Regions from separate parts of the Homo sapiens genome. Here region 2 is linked to region 1. Evidence: chromatin contacts called from ENCODE Hi-C or POLR2A ChIA-PET data. All regions are on one chromosome and are shown on one strand. Each heading gives the region's core, a stretch centred on a gene start or an enhancer-like site at or near the end of the contact. The rest is flanking DNA. Distances are from core to core; before and after follow the strand shown.

What was found. Hi-C counts contacts between places; a loop is a spot of excess contacts on that map. ChIA-PET counts read pairs that join two places held with the same protein, here RNA polymerase II (POLR2A). Pooled maps may share reads with other maps.
Region 2: a loop to region 1 is called in a pooled map, with 2.5 times the contacts of the local background. The contact joins the enhancer-like site here to the promoter of PLAU in region 1. A Hi-C loop is called at or near these places in 6 of 50 pooled maps. POLR2A ChIA-PET finds 5 or more read pairs at or near these places in 15 of 52 experiments (AG04450, BJ, GM10248 and 11 more).

What each region holds. Positions count from the first base shown.
Region 1 is chr10:73,908,485-73,913,247 of GRCh38, forward strand. It overlaps PLAU (plasminogen activator, urokinase), which reads left to right and starts at 2,648. Exons shown (of 11, transcript NM_002658.6): 1 at 2,648-2,734; 2 at 3,041-3,128; 3 at 3,557-3,584; 4 at 3,731-3,838; 5 at 4,440-4,614. The coding sequence starts at 3,072. C10orf55 (chromosome 10 putative open reading frame 55) reads right to left here. Exons shown (of 5, transcript NR_160938.1): 3 at 4,559-4,591; 4 at 3,716-3,800; 5 at 1,485-3,611. RefSeq lists enhancers at 124-1,323, 679-1,629, 879-928, 4,547-4,763 and a silencer at 2,595-3,194.
Region 2 is chr10:74,055,403-74,060,165 of GRCh38, forward strand. The region is part of intron 2 of VCL (vinculin); the gene reads left to right. Among named protein-coding and RNA genes, the nearest start is that of VCL, 60 kb to the left of the region's middle. Within about 2 kb of position 2,854, at least 5 of the 41 ENCODE cell types and tissues checked have a DNase peak (open chromatin) inside an H3K27ac peak, as active enhancers do; they include PC-3, where a contact is called at or near this core.

The DNA of each region.
Region 1 (4,763 bases), core at 1,398-3,897:
ATCATAAGGCAGTTATGAGTTTAAAGAGAAATGGTTTACATTAATGTGCCTTGAAGCACAAGACAGAAATACAATATAAAAAATATGGCTGGGGCCGGGCACGGTGGCTCACGCCTGTAATCCCAGCACTTTGGGAGGCCGAGGTGGGCGGATCACAAGGTCAGGAGATCGAGACCATCCTGGCTAACACGGTGAAACCCCATCTCTACTAAAAATACAAAAAATTAGCCGGGTGTGGTGGCAGGCGCCTGTAGTCCCAGCTAGTCGGTAGGCTGAGGCAGGAGAATGGCGTGAACCCGGGAGGCGGAGCTTGCAGTGAGCCGAGATTGTGCCACTGCACTCCAGCCTGGGTGACAGACCGAGACTCCGTCTCAAAAAAAAAAAAAAAAAAATATGGCTGGGCGTGGTGGCTCATGCCTGTAATCCCAGCACTTTGGAAGGATGAGGTGGGAGGACCCCTTGAACCCAGAAGCCCAGCAAAACCTTGTCTTTAAAAAAAAAAAAGAACTGTGCACAAAGATTTCAGAGAGTGCTAAAGATTAGCGCATGGATAAGGAAGTTCTGTGAAGAGTTGAAGTGCTAGGTGAAGAGGTGGCACGGGGGAGGAGGGGGCGGAAGGGGAGAAAGGGTGTCACGCTTCATAACGGTCTCCAAACCTCTTTGTCCAGGAGGAAATGAAGTCATCTGCTCTCAGCAATCAGCATGACAGCCTCCAGCCAAGTAATCTGGAGTCATGAGAGCTGCTAGGGGAGCAACATGAATCATGACGGTCCCTGGGAATTTCCTGATAACTAACCTGGGAGTTTCGGGGTAAGTCCTCAGGCTGCAGCATCTCTGTTTATGTTCTGGTCACGTTTATTTACAATTAATGGGTTCTCAAATCCAAACAAAACTGACCACAGTCTTCTAGAGGAAGTAGCAAGGTTGGCTCTGAAGCCTATAGCATCGCTGACTCAGTCTGTCCCCTGGAAGGCTGGCAGCTCAGCAAGCACAGAAGTCTCTCCAGAAGACAGTGGGTCACCTGCCTCCCAAAAGCTGAAAGGCTAACTTGTACTTTCCCCAGCAGGCAGCTGGCACCCTGAGCCCTCGGCTGGGGCAGAGCAAAGGAGCCTTCCTCCTTCCTACCTTCCTGGCACTCTCCCTGCCTTCCTTCTGTCACTCTCAGGTGGACCCAGACCCAAGGTCCAGATTTGCAAGGCAGGAAAATGCTGCAGGCCTAGGCTGGGAAAGGGCCCAAAGCCGCTAGTGGATTGCTGGGACTCAGCCTCCTCCTTCCCACTAAGAGAGCGAGTCCTACTGGGTTCAAAATGACCCCAAGCCCTGGTTCCTGACACTAGGGGAAAGAGATGGGGGTGACAGAATCACAGAATCCCTGCTATGTTCCTCCAAGTGTGCCCAGAGATGCGTGTGTGTGTGTGTGTGTATACACAAATGTCTGCTTATCCTCAGGCAGGAAGGGTGGATGCAGTCATTTACACATGGTCTGTTTTTCTGGAGGACAATTTTATTTGATAAACAATTGTTTCTATCTGAATAGAATAAACAAGGCTCTATGATGAAGTAAAACACTAAATACACATGCATTAAAAAATGCATAATTATCTTTTTGGAATGGGCTATACAGAGATGTGCTTTTTAAAATGTTAAGAGTGTAAAAGGACAAACAGTGAAAAATAAATCTTCCTCTTATTTTGTCCTCCAGTCTCCCAATTCCTCTACTCAGAGGTGAGAACAGAACTTCCACACCCTCCAGAACCTCCACAGTTAGAACTGTCTACATGTTTCCATTGTCTTTACTTTTATTCTTGCCTGCACAAATAAATGAATTGCTCATTATGGAAACTTCCCAAAAGACCCGTTAACACTTCAATAGGAAGCACCAACAGTTTATGCCCTAGGACTTTGTTCCCACAATCCTGTAACATCATATCACGACACCTAACCCAATCCTTATCAAGCCCTGTCAAAAACGGACTTTAAACCAAGCTGCAAATTTTCAGTAATCTGGCCTTGCCTTTCCCCCTCTGATAGCACCATCAAACAAACCCCCTTACTGCCGAAAGCAATAAGCCCGGCTTTGTTCCATCCACTGGTTGTGTTGGTGATATCTGGGGACTGCCACTGAACAGACGCACAGAGGGAGCCCCTACAGGCAGGGGTTTTTCTGTCTGTGCTTCTGGGAGAGTATGTCTCGTACATTTGTCGCGTTGATGAAGACTTCACAGCTCCATCAGCTGCGGGCAAGGGGGTCTGAGGCAGTCTTAGGCAAGTTGGGGCCCAGCGGGGAGAAGTTGCAGAAGAACTGATTAGAGGACCCCAGGAGGCTTCAGAGCTGGGCGAGGTAGAGAGTCTCCTGTGCGCCTTCTCTCCTCTCTGCAATTCGGGGACTCCTTGCACTGGGGCAGGCCCCCGGCCAGGTGCATGGGAGGAAGCACGGAGAATTTACAAGCCTCTCGATTCCTCAGTCCAGACGCTGTTGGGTCCCCTCCGCTGGAGATCGCGCTTCCCCCAAATCTTTGTGAGCGTTGCGGAAGCACGCGGGGTCCGGGTCGCTGAGCGCTGCAAGACAGGGGAGGGAGCCGGGCGGGAGAGGGAGGGGCGGCGCCGGGGCGGGCCCTGATATAGAGCAGGCGCCGCGGGTCGCAGCACAGTGCGGAGACCGCAGCCCCGGAGCCCGGGCCAGGGTCCACCTGTCCCCGCAGCGCCGGCTCGCGCCCTCCTGCCGCAGCCACCGGTGAGTGCCGCGGTCCTGAGATCCCCGGGCCGGATGCGCGGCGGCCCCAGCTCCCGAGCGTCTGCCTCCCCCGCCCTGGGCTGCCCGGGCTCCCTGGGCTCCCCGGCGGCTGCACGGAGTCAAGGCGCCCCGTCCCGGGCGTCCCCCGCGGGTGCCGATCCAGGCTGCCCGGAGTCCGGAGCCCAGAGAGGAGAGAGACAGCTGGGGAGCCTGGTCACCGCGGGCATCTCCCCTGCGCTGCAGTCGCCCGCCTGGCCTGCCTTCCCGTTCCTCCGCCTCTTGCCCTGACTTCTCCTTCCTTTGCAGAGCCGCCGTCTAGCGCCCCGACCTCGCCACCATGAGAGCCCTGCTGGCGCGCCTGCTTCTCTGCGTCCTGGTCGTGAGCGACTCCAAAGTGAGTGCGCTCTTGCTTTGACTGATGCTGCCCAAGGACCTCTGATCAGCACCAGGGGAGAGGAGGGGCTGCTCAGGGAGCTGGGGTCCTCCGGATTCCATCCACAGCAGGGCCAGACTCTCCCCAGGAAATGGGACAGGGTGGCAGCGGAGGCTTGAGAACCACGGGGGTTGGCACTGGCTGGCAAGGGAGGAAGAGGCCGCCGGGACTGCCCCAGCCTGCGGGCATCTGGTAGATGAAGCTTGCTTGGGTCAATCCATTTCTCCTGGCTGGAAACCCATGGTCTTCCATTTGAGAACTAGATACGAACAGGGTGAGGCGAGAGGGAGAGGGAAGAGTGGGTTTTGGGATTGGGGCCAGTTTACCCTCACCCTGGAGTCCCTGGAGCATGGGACCTTTGATGAAGCCTCCTCCCGAATCTCTTCCAGGGCAGCAATGAACTTCATCAAGTTCCATGTGAGTATCCACCCCTACAACAGTTGGCTGCACAGACAAGTTGGGAAGGCTTCAGGGGACATCCCCTCCCTGCCCTCTGCTGCAGGGCTGCGCCACCCCTTACCACTTCCACTCCCCCTCGCTTACCCCACCTTTGTTCTCTCCAGCGAACTGTGACTGTCTAAATGGAGGAACATGTGTGTCCAACAAGTACTTCTCCAACATTCACTGGTGCAACTGCCCAAAGAAATTCGGAGGGCAGCACTGTGAAATAGGTATGGGGATCTCCACTGCAACTGGGAGAGAAATTTGGGGACAGGGAGGGATGGGTGGGAGGCAAGAGCAGGCAGGAGTTAGGAGCTGGAGGTAGGGTGGGTGACATCTTCATCCCTATGTGACAAGCATAAACACACACACACGCTCACGAAACAGTGGCCACACAAATGTGAGGTGGGGTTGGAAGGAGACCCTGTCCAGTCTTCTGGCAGGTCTGAAACGACATCTTTAAAATGTCCGTTGGCAGCCGGGCATGGTGGCTCACGCTTGTAATCCCAGCATTTTGAGAGGTCAAGGTGAGTGGATCATTTGAGGTCAGGAGTTCAAGACCAGCCTGGACAACATGGTGTAACCCTGCCTCTACTAAAAATGCAAAAATCAGCCTGGCATGGTAGTGGATGCCTGTAGTCCCAGCTACTTGGGAGGCTGAGGCAGGAGAATTGCTTGAACCTGGGAGGCAGAGATCTCAGTGAGCTGAGATCACACCACTGCACTCCAACTGGGCGACAGAGCAAGACTCCATCTCAAAAAAAAAAAATAAAAGTTAGTTGGAATGTTCTTCTCTTTCTCATATTCTCTCATCCTCCTGTCCCCTTGTAGATAAGTCAAAAACCTGCTATGAGGGGAATGGTCACTTTTACCGAGGAAAGGCCAGCACTGACACCATGGGCCGGCCCTGCCTGCCCTGGAACTCTGCCACTGTCCTTCAGCAAACGTACCATGCCCACAGATCTGATGCTCTTCAGCTGGGCCTGGGGAAACATAATTACTGCAGGTGAGGTGGGGGCAACAAGGACCAAAAGCCCTCCCTACAGCTTCCCAGAAACCTTGTTACCATCCCCTTCTCCCAGAGGGCTGGCCATAGCACAAGAGAAGTGCGGCCTCTGGTTGAGTCTTCCCTGAGGGGAGGAGGCAGGGAAGGCC
Region 2 (4,763 bases), core at 1,604-4,103, 150 kb after region 1:
TGTGTGATCACAACTCATTGCAGCCTCAGCCTCCTGGGCTCAGGTGATCCTCTCATCTCAGCCTCCCAGGTACCTGGGACTATAGGCATGCATGCTACCATACCTGGCTAACTAAAAGAAAAAAAAAATTTTTTTTTTTTTAGAGATGGGATCTCACTATGTTGTCCAGGTGGGTCTAGAACTCCTGGGTTCAGTCAATCCTCCCAGAATACTGGGATTATAGGCGTTAGCCACCACGCCTGGCCAATTTAGTAATATTTTAAGATAATTTAAAAATTTTATTCATCACAACAGAATCAACATACATTTGAAAACTGCTAGTATCTGTAAGACACTCTTGCTTGTATACTCAGTCTATTTCTGCTGCAACCCTAGTATGAGATGGAGGAAGGACTGTGGAGCTGATGGACCAGGAGGTAGCAGAGTTCTTGATTGAACTCTGCACACTCAGAATCTGCACTGACGCTAGATTTGACAAGAGAATAAGGGAAGAAGGGAGAAAGAACAGGACTGGTTATTCAGGTTTTAAAGGATTTAAAGATTGTGACTTATACACATCTTTAAAATAAACTACTTACCAAGACTTGAGGAACATATAGCTTGGGCAGCTGTAACGTTTGTTCCTCTCCCATTCTTTCCCAACATGCTGCTTCCCCTTCAGTTATCAATTGACTTGGACAGAGTCCTGTTTTATTTGAAGTCAAAACTGGCTGCATACCCTCCTAATCTCAATAATCTGAAATAAGAGAATTTAGTGAGCCTGTGGGTTTTGTGTGTGTGTGTGCTCATGATGGGTGTGTGTGTGTGTTTAGGCTTTGTTATCTAGTATACATCCTCTAGCAAAGGGTTTGGTGTTTCCCTTGAAATGTTTTGAATGTTTTCAATATGACTCATTGTGGGTTATTTTTTAAAATTCAGTTTTCCCCTTAGCTTTATTGAGATATAATTGACAAATGGAAATTGTATATATTTAAGCTGCATCCTTGTGGTTTTATTTTTAGTTTTGGGTGTACTCATGCAGTGTCCTGTACTATCACTGTTTGGCCTTGATAAGAACAAGAAGTCCACTTTGCATTATGTTGTACTTTAAGAGAGTTGGGACAGGGAAAGGAATACTTTGTGGATGAGGTCTGTAGGATCTTTAAATGTAGGAGTACAGGGTTGGAACAGCATGTATTAATATTATCACACAGTGTACACCCGTGTGAGTTGGTGCTGCATACTTGCTACTTGAATTAGATTAAAGCTTGTCATTGTACTCTGTGTTCCTGACTCCCTCCTAAAAACTGTAACTATGCTTGTGGCCTTCAGTCAGGTGTCTAGGTGACTAATGGCTGAGGATCCTTGACCTTTCTCAAAATGGCAACTCCAGGAGCAAAGCATATCAGCTATTACTGATATGCCACAGAATGCGTCCATCTCTACTGTTTTAAAGTACAATCTGTGCCAAATGCTTCATATTAACATAGAAAAGAAATTTCTTCACCTATCTCCTGAGTCTTTTGAAATCTTCACATATATTATTTTCTAAATTATTATTATTTAAAATTTTCTTAAAGATGGAGTCTTGCTCTGTCTCCCAGGCTGGATAGAGTACAGTGGCATGATCTTAGCTCACTGTAACCTCAGACTTCTGGGATCAAACAATTCTCCCCTCAGCCTCCTGAATAGCTGGGGCTACAGGTACATGCCATCATGCATGGCTAATTTTTTAAAATTTTTCGTAGAGATAGGGTCTCGCTACGTAGTCTAGGCTGTTCTCAAACTCCTGGGCTCAAGCAATCCTCCCACCTCAGCCTCCCAAAGCGCTGGGATTATAGGTGTGAGTCACCATCCCTGGCTCTATTTTTATTATTTAAAAAAAAATTATATGTATATATAAATTCCAGTGAATTGATAGAGGCAGTACTTCCTATTTGAAGCATACTAGAATGGCTGAACTCTCAGTTGCTGATGCCTGAAATTTTATATTGGAGTTCATTCCTTAGGTTAACAATTTAAATCTTAAATATCTAATGAAGGGATAATTTGGGGGGCCTTAGCAGTCATTTTCACTTAGATCTTTGTCTGAAGGTAGGTTCTTAATATGCGGGAAGGCAGAGAGAGCTTGAGGGCCTGCCTGTACCCCAAACCCCTGTCTTCTCACTCAGGCCTTATATTATGAAGGGTCTGGACTTTAATATTATCTTCAAATAAGGCCATGTATGTAGTCACAGGAAAAAAAGAAGTTTTAAAAGATGTTGTTCATGGCCAGGTGTGGTGGCTCACGTTGTAATCCCAGCACTTTGGGAGGCTGAGGTGGCCAGATTGCTTGAGCCCAGGAGTTCAAGACCAGCCTGGGCAACATGGCAAAACCCCATCTCTATTAAAAATACAAAAAATTACCTGGGCATGGTGGCATGCACCTGTAGTCCCAGTTACTCGGGAGGCTAAGGTAGGAGGATCACTTGAGCCCAGGAGGTCAAGGCTGTGGTGAGCCGTGATCGTGCCACTGCACTCCAGCCCAGACAAAAGTTGATCATGCAATTAAAATATTAAATGTAAGCACTTAAATAGACCACCATTTTTATGAACCTGTTTTGGCATTTCTTCATTTTTAAATATGATGGACTTCTCAGACTGGGAAGTGATCTATGCCTTTCTTGATGTCTGAAAGACCCTGACAGGATGGGAAGGGAAGGGAAGATCTCAACAAGGGCTAAGAAAAGAGGAAGAATAGCCCTGACAATTGATTTTGCCTGCCACATAATTATACTGGGGCCAGACTGGTTGGAGATGACAGTGAGGGAGGTGCTGGGTGCAGTGGCCAGGTGGAGAAAACCTCACTGACCAGATTCTCATGTTCTCACTTCCTTCCCTCCACCTGTTTCCTTCCCATCTCCCAAGTGTCGTCGTAGCCTTGTTTGATCAGATATGTTTGTGGGCTCTGCAACAAGCTCTCTCTCTCTAATACAGGGATCGTGGTATGTAAACACCTGTTTCCTTGGGTGTGCTCCAGGAACTGCGACCTCCATGAAATAAAATTTTCAAGTGTTCTGTTCCATAGTACTTCACTCTTAGGCAAACAATGCATCTTTTTGACAGTATTTATAACCTAAAAGGCTATACTGTCTAAGATCAGTTTTAATTTTTTTGTTTTTATTAAAACAGTGAATGTGATATGAGTTACTTCCACTCCTCCCCAACTTTTTTTTTTTTTTGGTGGGAGTGAAAGTTGAACGTGAATGTTTTCAAGTGCTTTCCAGTTTTAATTTATGGACCATATGTCTAAATAGACTTAATCACACCATTTCCTTTATATTATTTTGTCTAAAGCTCTCCTTTCCACGGCCACTAAACCAGTGAGCTGACATAGGATGACTGCTTTTTACAGAAGTAGATTGAGATTGTTTGGCTTTAGAGTGAGCTACCTGCACTTTGTGATGGTAGACTGCCCTCCCTAGTCCAACTAGACCGATTGCAAGTGCATGTTATTTCTCACAGAAAGGGTGTGTGTGTGTGTGTGCGTGTGCACGTGCGTATGCGTGAGAGAGAGAGAGAAAGAGATCTACTGGAAAAAGAGCTCAAAGAGATGCTGCAAAGAGAATCATCTTTATAAGTAGTGCTGAACTTCTCAAGGCAGGAGCAGTGTAGTTACCTTCTCCATCGCAACATTCCTAACCTCTTAGGTAAAAATGACTCCTCCAGGCCAGGCACGGTGGCTCACACCTGTAATCCCAGCACTTAGGGATCACCTGAGGTTGGGAGTTCGAGACCAGTCTGGCCAACATGGTGAAACCCCATCTCTATTAAAAATACAAAAACTAGTTCGGCATGGTGGCGCATGCCTATAATCCCAACTACTGGGAGGCTAAGGCTTGAGAATCACTTGAGTGTGGGAGAGGCAGAGTTTGCAGTGGGCTGAGATCGCACCACTGCACTCCAGCCTGGGTGACAGAGCAAGACTCCACTTCGAAAGAAAAAAAAAAAAGAAAAGAAAAAATCTCCTCCTGCTTTTGCACCCATACTTTTTTTTTTTTTGAGACGGAGTCTCGCCCTGTCACGAAGGCTGTAGTGCAGTGGTGCCATCTTGGCTCATTGCAACCTCCACCTCCTGGGTTCAAGCAATTTTCCTGTCTCAGCTTCCTGAGTAGCTGGGATTACAGGCATGTGCCACCACGCTTGGCTAATTTTTGTATTTTTTAAGTAGAGATGGGGTTTCACCATGTTGGTCAGATTGGTCTCGAATTCCTGACCTTGTGATCTGCCTGCCTTGGCCTCCCAAAGTGTTGGGATTACAGGTGTGAGCCACCGCGTCCAGCCTGCTGGACATACTTCTAAAGACTGATTTGTACTTGTCTCCTCCTACCAAGGTTCCTCTTAGGTAAGGACTTTTAAAAAATATTCCCATTTCTAGGAATCATAGCATGTAATAGTTCCTCAATATATTAGATGAATAAATATATGAAAGAATTTAAAGGAATTTAAGATTAGTGACTCTGCTGGGCACAGTGGCTCACGCCTGTAATTCTGGCACTTTGTGAGGCAAGGCAGGAGGATCACTTGAGCCCAGGAGTTCAAGACCAGTCTGGACAACATAGGGAGACCTTGTCTGTACAAAACATAAAAAATTAGCTGGGCATGGTGATGTGCACCTATAGTCTCAGCTACTTAAGAGGCTGAGGTGGGAGGATCACTTGAGCCCAGGAGTTCAAGACCAGTGTGGGCAACATAGTGAGACCCTGTCTCTACAAAAAATATAAAAAATAAAAAATTATCTGGGC